Linked DNA regions of Homo sapiens: region 1 is linked to region 2. Evidence: read pairs that join two places in POLR2A ChIA-PET (ENCODE). Cell type or tissue: GM12878. All regions are shown on one strand. Region 1 has its middle 10 kb from the start of TRAK1. Region 2 overlaps TRAK1 (trafficking kinesin protein 1).

Region 1 (5,000 bases), 120 kb before region 2:
TGCAGTGAGCCAAGATCAGGCCCCTGCACTCCAGCCTGGGAGACAGAGGGAGATTCCATCTCAAAAAAAAAAAAAAAAAAAAGAAAGAAAGAAAGAAAGAAAGATGAGGCAGAAGGGGAAGTCATGGAATTCCAAGTGTGAAAAGGATTCCATATGCTGTCATTGGCTCTGGAATGTGGGTGGGAGCCACTTGCAAAATCTGGAGAGAAGCCTCCAGGAGCTCATGGAAAGCATAAGGAACACAGGAACAAAGGCTAGTGCCCAGCTGACGGCCAGCAGGAAACAGGGACTTCAGTCCTACAACCACAAGGAACTGAATTAGACCGGCAACCTGAATAAGTGTGGATATCAGTTCTTTCCCAGAGCCCCCAGTAATGGACTCACACCTGTGACACCTTGATTGGAGCCTGTTGAGATGCATGCTGGATTTCCAATATATGGAACTGTGATCGGATAAATGGCTATTATTTCAAGCCACTCAATTTGTGGTAATTTGTTACAGTAGTAATAGAACACTGACATAATCCCGGAGAACAATTAGTCCCTTTTTGAAAACTTTTGCCATACTTGGACCTGCTTGTTTAGAATTGCTGAGTAAAATCCCTTGGTATATCAGATGCCTCTGCCCAGAAAGAGGAAACCTTGAAAGCTCAGGTACCTGGCTGGCCATGGAGGGGATCACCCAGGACTAGCTTCTCCTTGTCACCTTTTGGGCTTCAACCTGGTGCTCTGGTTCTCATTTTCTCCTTACAATCTCTGAGTTTGTCGTGAAGGAAGCTCCTTCTTCTTTTTTTTTTTTTTTTGTTTTGAGATAGAGTCTTGCTGTCTTGCCCAGGCTGGAGTACAATGGTGCAGTCTCGGCTTACTGCAACCTCTGCCTTCGGGTTCAAGCAATTCTCCTGCCTCAACCTCCCGAGTAGCTGGGACTACAGGCGCTCACCACCATGCCTGGCAATTTTTTTGTATCTTTAGTAGAGATGGGGTTTTGCCATGTAGGTCAGGCTGGTCTCAAACTCCTGACCTCAGGTGATCCGCCCTCCTCGGCCTCCTAAAGTGCTAGGATTACAGGCGTGAGCCACTGCGCCCTGCTGGAAGCTCCTTTTTTTTTGTTGTTTTTTTAACCCCTTGCAAAATCAGTGATTTATTGTTTACAAAGGGCAGCTCTGTCTGCTCGTGATCTCCTACTGGAAGTTACCTGTGTGTGGGTGAGAATAGTTTCACAATCATTGCACCAGGGAGTGGAGAAGGACTTACCAGGGTGCACAAATCCTTCTGCATTTCCACCTGCCCTCTTTTGTACTTCCTGGAGTGGTATAGCTGGAAGGCAGTGTGTTGAAGGTTGCTCGATCCCTTCCTTGTCCAGATGAGGGGTCTGAGGCCCAGGGACATAACACAGTTTCCTCAGTGTCACACAGCTTTGAGTTTTAGTTAAGGTTCTGAGTCACAGAAATGACATCGGTTGAGGGTAGCGGGGAGAAAATATTAGGAACTTGCACACGTGTATTTTGTCAGCAAATTTGAGTTCAGTAGCAAACTGGCATAACGTTGAACAACCGTGCGTTAAGTACTCTTGACAAACTGGGGGCCGGAATTGTTGATCATTGAGTTGAGAAGAGTGGGGCAGGGGACCTGGGCCACCCACCCCAGGCTCAGCTTCCATGTATACTTTATCCTACTACTATTCCTGGCACCTCTTTTGCTGAAAAATTGACCTGGTTGCAGAATTTCTCACTCCTCTGCTAAGAAAAATCCTGCCTTCCTGCAGCTCTCTAGGCAGAATTCAGTAAACTAAACAGAGGCGCTTTCATCTCTCAGGGCCATGCCATCCACTCTCACTTTTCTTAAGCCTTGTTTGTTTCCTCTGCCTGAAAGAAGCCTTTTGCCTGGTGTGCCAGGGTTTGCTGGAGCCAGAGAACATCCAGGGCAGTGGATGCTTTGTTCCTGAGCCCCTGTGAAACCTCAGAAATGCCTGTTTACATTAGAGTGAAGTTAGGCTGGCACCTTGGGGAAAGATTGTCACCTTTGCCCTACAAATTCCTGGGTGTCCCCAGAGGGCACATGCTGTGACTCATTCTTCAAGCTAGAAAGTGGGTGGAGGCCTTACAAACCAGCTTTTGAGTAGTCTGTAAATGAGGTCTCCTGATCCTTGAATTGTATCTGGGTCATTTTACATGTTTGACTATTAAACTACTCTTTTTTTTTGAGATAGGATCTCACTGTGTCACCCAGGCTGGGGTGGAGTGGCACAATCATGGCTCTCTACAGCCTCAACTTCCTGGGTTCAGGTGGTCCTCCCACCTCAACCTCCCTAGTAGCAGGGACCACAGACACATGCCACCAATCCTGGTCAATTTTTTGTATTTTTTTGTAGAGTTAGGGTTCCACCATGTTGCCCAGGCTGCTCTTGAACTCCTGGGCTCAGGCCATCCACCCGCCTGGGCCTCCCAAAGTGCTAGGATTATGGTGTGAGCCACTGGGCCTGGCCACTGTGAGCCACATTTGATGTATATTGGTCTGTGTTGAAAATGAAGTAAGGTTAAACTCGAGCCAGCCTAGAGAGCCCATGGGCTGTGGTCTGCATACTTGGAACACTTAGGAGTCCCTCAGGTGGTTTTCATTGATTTCTGTTAGTCCTCAAGGTTAGCAGTGTGAAATTTGGGAGTTTAGACCCTTTGGTTCCAGTATAAATGATAGAACCTGGGCTTTAAAGCTTCAGGGGATCCTCAGAGTCATTTGCACCAAACCCCTTCTTTCATTTGTTGTTATTTATTCTACAGACATTTACTTAGTACCTAATATGTGCCAACACCGGTCCATGCTTTCAAGGAGCACACAATTTTTTGGGGGAGATCAGCCCTGGACAAATGGTGGTCAATGGACAATGCATGAAGCTTGTGTCTGAGATAGAGAGGCATTCCCCAAAATGTACTCCATGAAACAAATGCCATGTAGATAGGTATGTGGAGAAAGGATCCATAGTAAAGTAGGTTTGGAAATGCTGGCATATGAATACTATAGTAGAACCAAGAAAGGTGCCAGATTCTGAGAATCTGGAAATTATAATGTTAATGACAGTAATTATTTTGAGAATCTAATTTGTACTAGACACAGAGGTAAGTGCCTTATATGGATAAGTGCCTTACATTTTACAGAATTCAGTAGTTTGGATGTGCCATAATTTATAACTGTTTTTCTACGAATAGAAATTTGGTTGTTTTCCACTTGAATTTACTGGGTGAAAGCTTAGTTTTGTCATTTCAAGAGGGGCCTCTCAGGCTTCTGAATAGCTTTGCCAGTTGCTGTACATGTAAAATGTTCTTTGGATTTCAGAACTGTGGCTTGTGTTTCCCTTTTGAGTCTTGAGTGAGGTGAGCATTTGCTGATGTCTCCAAATTTTGTTTTTTTCAGGAAGTGCTTATACTTAAAATATTTCTTTTGTAGCAGTATGTTTCTGGGTTAAGTGTCTGGCAGCTATAAATGGAAACATCGATACTAGGAGGAGAAACAGTAGTGATTTAGGGCTATTGATCATGATTTAGGCCATCTCCCTCATTTTATAGGTAGTGAAAGCGAAAGTTATATAAAGCTTGGTTGTAAAACCTCTTTAAGAAATCTTCACATATTAGGGCCAGGCCTGGCAGCTCACGCCTGTAATCCCAGCACCTTGGGAGGCTGAGGTGGGTGGATCACTTGAGGCCAGGAGTTTGAGACCAGCCTGGCCAACATGGTGAAACCCCGTCTTTATCAAAAATAAAAAATTAGCCTAGCGTAGTGGTGCGTGCCTGTAGTCTCAGCTACTTGGGAGACTGAGGCAGAATTGCTTGAACCTAGGAGGCCAAGGCTTCAGTGAGCCGAGATCGCGCCACTGCACTCCAGCCTGGGAGACAGAGCACAAAACCTGTCTCAAAAAACAAACAAACAAACAAACAAAAACCAGAGAAATCTTTACATATTAGAGCCTTTGTTAAAAAAAAAAACACAAAAAACCAAAATCATATTGATTTAAATGAAACTGTCTTAGTTTTCAGAAGAACAATTGCATTTTGCAAAGTGAGAAAGTATTTCCAACTTCTGTGTATGGATCAGATAGAATATGTCTAAGTACAAGTTAAAGAAGGCTTGAATGAGGGTTCAATTTGTTAATGCATTTTAAAACCTTTTCAAGACCACATTCATCATCTACTGTTTTTCTGCCTACAGCATCTTTCTATGTTGATACATTAATATCTGTTGTGATGCTTCCTCTTGGCTTGGTTGACTTGTTGATAGCTGTCGCATAATTAATGACTCGATCCTCTGTTGTGGCTTGTTAGGTTGTAGCATTTCACTGTGCCATACATCTTTGACCTATATATACTTGAGCCCGAGAGCTACAGTAAATTTTGTCAGGCTGTTCTTCCAAATGTATACTCCTCGCCTTATTCCAGTAATACATAAGACTATAAGTTTCCTAAATCACTTGTGAACTTGAGCATCGTTATATTTTTTAAATCTTTGTTGTTGTTTTTTTAAAATCACTGTGAAGTTTCCTTAAACTGGGTGTGTATGTGTGTTGTGTTTTGGCAGGGGGAGGGAATTTTTATATCCTTTGCCCATTTTTCTTTTGGGCTATCTGCTTTAGGTCTGTGAATGAAGTGCATTATTTACATGTTGATTTTAAGTGTTCCCGGTTTAATTTCCCTGCCAGTTTTACTTTACCATGTCTTCCTCACCTTTTGAGTTCTTTATGGTGACCTGTGTTAGTGAGAGCCCATGAGGTGTCATCAGCAGACTTGGATCCCCTCAGGACCATCAGGGTCTTTGAGTTTCTAAATATCTGCCAATTGTTTTTGTGTATAACAGTAGCTTAATTGGGTATAGAAGTCTTATGTGACTATCTTTCACTTAAATTTCTGAGGAACTGGCTGGGTGCTGTGGCTCACACCTTTAATCCCAGCACTTTGGGAGGCCAAGGCAGGTGGATCACTTGAGTCCAGTAGTTCCATACCAGCATGGGCAAC
Region 2 (5,000 bases):
GTAAACCCAGTTGCACCTTGGTTCTGTGCCCACTGACACTGTTACTGGTTATGGGCACCTGTGTGGCAGGGCTCTACACCAGCTGAGCCTGGCACGTGCAGGTGTCCAAAAAATGTTCAAAGAAATGAAACAATACAACACAGAGCACTCTGGGAGAGGAATCTCACAGGTGTGGCTTGAAACATGGGTGTGACGATTTTCTTTTTCTTTCTCTCTTTTTCTCTTTTTGAGATGGGGTCTCATTCTGTCACCCAGGCTGGAGTACAGTGGCATGAGCATGGCTCACCGCAGCCTCGACCTCTCCAGGCTCAGGTGATCCTCCTGAGTATCTGGGACTACAGGTGTGGGCTACCACACCCACCTAATTTTTGCTTTTTTTTTTTTGAAAGATGAGGTTTTCCCATGTCGCCCAGGCTGGTCTCAGCTTCTGTGCCCAAGCAAACTGCCTGCCTTGCCCTCCCAAAGTGCTGAGATTACAGCTGTAAGCCATCATTCCTAGCCTGATTTTTCTTTTGCATGAAGTTGGTTTTGTTTCATTTGCCCATTGTTGGTATTTTAGAAGATTTCTGAGTCTGTAAGCTTGCCTCAAGTCAAAGAAAAAGCAAGCCTTTGAAAATTCTGTTATTTGGCCACAGGCGCACAGGGCAGCTGGTTCCACACGTGCTGGGGACTCTTAGATTGCTGTGTCTTTCTGGCCTTCGGATGGGCAGATGTGTGTACACCTGGGTGCTCAGGAGATCCTGACCCTCTGTGTCTTTCCTGCCTGCAGCTGCGTGAGCTGGAGGACAAGTACGCAGAGTGCATGGAGATGCTGCATGAGGCGCAGGAGGAGCTGAAGAACCTCCGGAACAAAACCATGCCCAATACCACGTCTCGGCGCTACCACTCACTGGGCCTGTTTCCCATGGTGAGCTGTGCTTTCTTCCCAGCCAGAGGACAGGAGGGGTTCTGGTGACAGGAGCACAGTGTCTGACATTCTGGCCACTGGAGTTGGGTGTTCACAGTTCGCTTCTCGTTGTACAGTTCAGATCTGAGTCTGAATCAAGGACACTTGAATCTGACTGGTGGTTTCTTAACTACATAAGACAAATTGGTTATTTTCTGTTCCTCTAAATCTGTGGTCTTTTCTACTCCTGCCATTAAAAGATAAATTTAGTAGGAACTTGCTTTAGTGGGAACCTGAGGTATTTGGAAGATCTGACTCATACAGGTTGAGCATCTCTAATCCAGAATGCTTCACAATCCAAAACTTCCTGAGCACTGACATGATGCATTGTAGACATTTAATAGACATTACGTTTAGACGGATAGTTGGACAGATAGACAGATGGCCTAAAGAGCAAACTCAAGAACTCCTGTGTATTCCAGCTCTATTTCCATGGTTTGATGAAATGCTAAATGCTCTCTGAGGAGAGAAGAGCTTTTGAGAGAAACTCCCCCAAGTGAGATAGGAGCGGATGGCTGCGTAAATGCTCGTGAGATTCTGTCCCTTCTGAAATTGGCCTTTTCCTTGGAGCTCTTTCCCTTCAGCCCCCATTGCTGACCCCCAGCAGATACTATCCCCATCCCCCACTCCTTGTTGTCTGGCCCACCTTCCCTAAATCGTGATTTCTTTTCTTCTTTGCTCCCATGCATCAAAGTCAGGAAGTCAGGCTAGAATAGCCACCACCCCCTCTCCGCCTCAAGAAGCTTCACTGAAATCTGAGGGAAACAAAAAGAAAGACATATAACATAGTCAGCTTTCTAGGGCACAGATGGGTGATCCAGTGATTCCAGGAATCTCAGTAAAAGCAGCAAAGAATATTCAGTCCCCCAAGTTCCCTGATCTAGCGCTAACCACACTTGGCTCACACGCTGGCCTGTGTAGCTTTGCAGGCTCCTTACCTGGGTTCCCTCCTTCCTGGCTTGTCATCTTGGTGCAGTGAGCTCCTGGCGCTGTCTTGTTTCCTGGGCACCCAGGATCCACTCCACTGCCTTCCCCACTCTCAAGGGCAGACCTCTCTTTGAAAACTGAACTATTGTGTGAGAAAAGTCGAATTGAAATTTGCATTTCAGTTTCTTTTTGAGGGATTCTCAGCTTTCATATTTGCTGAGGTAAAGTTTTTGTTTGCCTTTTTCTGTAGCTCTTGGCACAGCCCAGTTTTTGAAGATGGCTATTTTTAAAGTGTATTATGCATTAAAGGTATTTAAAGCAGTCTAAAGATTGCATCATGCAGAACGCCCAGATCTGCCTCTTTTGCTCCTAGCCATTCTAATCGCTGAATAAAACAGTGAGTAGCAGTTTTTGCACAACTATGTTCCCAATTCTCTTGCCCAATGGCAGGAGTTCATCTGGGATCCACAGACGAAATTTGGGGGGGGCCTGTGAAATTAGTTCCTAATTGTACTCAATATTTCCTTCCTGTATGAAGGTCACCAGGTCACAGTGATATTAGCACTGCTTGTGACTTTGTCATCATTAGAAATCACAGGTATTTTTATGGCACATTTCTTTTTCTCTTCTTCTTTTTTTTTTTTTTTTGAGACGGAGTCTTGCTCTGTCATCCAGGCTGGAGTGCAGTGGTGCGATCTTGGCTCACTGCAACCTCCCTCTCCTGAGTTCAAGCGATTCTCCTGCCTCAACCTCCCAAGTAGCTGGGACTACAGGCATGTGCCACCACGCCCGGCTAATTTTTTTTTTTTTTTGTATTTTTAGTAGAGATGGGGTTTCACCATGTTGGCCAAGCTGGTCTCGAATTCCTTACCTCAGGTGATCCACCCGTCTCGGCCTCCCAAAGTGCTAGGATTACAGGCATGAGCCGCCGCGCCTGGCCCTATGGCACATTTCAGTTGTTACAGCTGCCTCACAACACCACAGATGCTGATCTCCACTTCAAAATGACAGCAGTAACCAGTCCTGAACTAATTTCTCTCTCCTTTCTCCTCTCTCTCTCTCTCTCTCTTTCTCTTTCTCTCTCTCTCTCTCTCTCACACACACACACACACACACACACACACACACACACGTTGTTATATTGATACATATCTGCCTTCTTTTATAATCATAATTTTATTTGCCTAAAAATATTATTCCAGGAAGGAGTCCACAGACTTGCCTGGATTGCCAGAGGGGAGAGGGTCATGGCCAAAAACAAGTCACAGAGCCTGCATGTGACTTTTTCTCAGTATGGCTTTGAAATTACAGTCATCCCTGAGTATCTGAGGGGGATTGGTTCCAGGACCCCCTGCAGATACCAAATCCTTCAATGCCTAAGTCTCTGATATAAAAGGGCATAGTGTTTGCTTATAACCTATGCATGCCCTTCCACATACAAAAAGATCATCTCTAGATTGCTGGTAATACCTCATACAATGTAAATGCCATGTAAGGAGTTGTTATACTGTACCGATTTTTAAATTTGTATTATTTTTTGTTTTTTTTCCCCCCAAATTTTCTATCTAAGATTAGTTGAATCTGAAGAAGTGGAACCCACAGATACGGAGGGCTGACTGTAGTAATTTGACACTTCATTTTTCTTAAGGTGTATGAAGGTCCTTTCTTCTCTATTTGTAAATTATGTGGTGAATAACAGTATTAAAAAATAAGCTGGCTTAAAAGATGTCAGACTCACCTAGGGAAGTCCTTACTGGACATAACGTTTAATGGCAATCTGTGGGTAATAATTACAAAATAAAATGCATATTTGTGAACAAGGACTGAAAAAAGCCTGCTAGCCCTTTATTCATCTCACTTCCTGCTGACTCCTGTGGAGTCTCCCCGCTTGGTTCCAGCCTCCAGACCGGAGCATCCGCATGGACCATGAAGCTGCTGAGGTGGATGCCCTGGAGTCCCCAGGCGGTATCTGCTGGGAAGCCACTGGCCACATGTGGCTGTGCAAATTTAAATCAATTAAGTTAAAATATAATTACGAATTCAGGTCCTCAGTCACAAGCCACATTTCTTGTGCTCACTAGCCACCCCTGGCTGGTGGTTTCCACATGTACATATGTCCCAGCACAGAGGATGCGTCCATCATCACAGGTTGTTCTGTTGTTTAACATGAATTTAGCCTTTCCCTTCAGGTTATCCTCCATGGATATCCTCCTCTGGTGCTGAACTGGTGCTTTTCTGCACACACTTGGTCCTGTGGGTATCTACCATGTGTAAAGGATTGTGTGTTAGGCTCCACCTCCTACAGTGCTGAGTGATGGGTGGTACAGGAGAGGGGACATCCATCTGGCAGCCTTTAATGTTGAGTCTCAGCTTGAGGCCTGGCCCATTGGTGAAGTGAGAAGCCATCAGTGACTAGCCTTCCCCTGACCCACAAAGCTGGAGAGAGAAACATGTGAGCTGTTGAGAAGAGTGGCAAAGACTTACTGTGTTTGGTGTCTGCTTCAGAAAAAAATGTGAGATTCCTAGTGGAAACAGGAATCCTACATTTCCTGGGCAGGTTGTTTAAAGGTGGGTGGGCCATGGATAGTTGGCGGTGAGAGGAACTTCCCTTGCAGGAGGCCAGGGAGGATGAGAGCAGGGACCTAGAGATGGCAGTGCGTGTGACTCACGTCACGTCTGTAGAGACCCTCTCACTAGCACAGAACCAGAGTGCCCTTTGGAGGTGGGAAAGGCTTCCCCAGGAGCCGAAGTTGGAGGCCCTTGGTCTATTCTTGGTGTCAGAATCTTAGACACAGAGGGGGTGTGACAGACCCTGTAGACTAGGGGGACAATAGCTTTGTGTGGCTTGTATGGGCTCTGTTGCCATATCTCACTGTAAGCTCAGAGGTATTTGGAAATTCACCTGTCTCCATCATTCTGAACACATCACCCCTCCCTCATAAGTTCTGCATCCCATCTCGTAGCCATGGTTACAGCTCCATGGTTTGGCCAACGGAGCATAGGGTTTGCTTTTAGACACCTAATGGCATATGAGTCAGCAGCTTTACACTCAGTGCCCAGTGGCACTGCCACACTCAGAACCTGCCTGGGAAACTGCTCAGCCAGGGTCTCTGACAACAGAGAGTGC

What was found. ChIA-PET counts read pairs that join two places held together with the same protein. Peaks named below come from ENCODE experiments on the same cell type or tissue, not always from the same donor. Only the 100,000 strongest peaks of a DNase experiment are listed, where the experiment ranks them.
Region 1: POLR2A ChIA-PET joins it to region 2 with 5 read pairs; 5 of 35 experiments call an interaction of 5 or more read pairs at or near these places.

What each region holds. Positions count from the first base shown.
Region 1 is chr3:42,078,691-42,083,690 of GRCh38, forward strand. It overlaps a transcript of TRAK1 not described here. Among named protein-coding and RNA genes, the nearest start is that of TRAK1, 10 kb to the right of the region's middle. In GM12878, no CTCF peak of the experiment used is centred here; a DNase peak (open chromatin) is centred at 2,051; H3K4me3 peaks cover 1,509 bases; H3K27ac peaks cover 3,546 bases.
Region 2 is chr3:42,194,035-42,199,034 of GRCh38, forward strand. It overlaps TRAK1 (trafficking kinesin protein 1), which reads left to right. Exons shown (of 16, transcript NM_001042646.3): 10 at 770-907. Among named protein-coding and RNA genes, the nearest start is that of CCK, 70 kb to the right of the region's middle. RefSeq lists enhancers at 829-988, 1,914-2,023, 2,104-2,233. In GM12878, no CTCF peak of the experiment used is centred here; DNase peaks (open chromatin) are centred at 1,087 and 2,067; H3K4me3 peaks cover 2,151 bases; H3K27ac peaks cover 3,402 bases.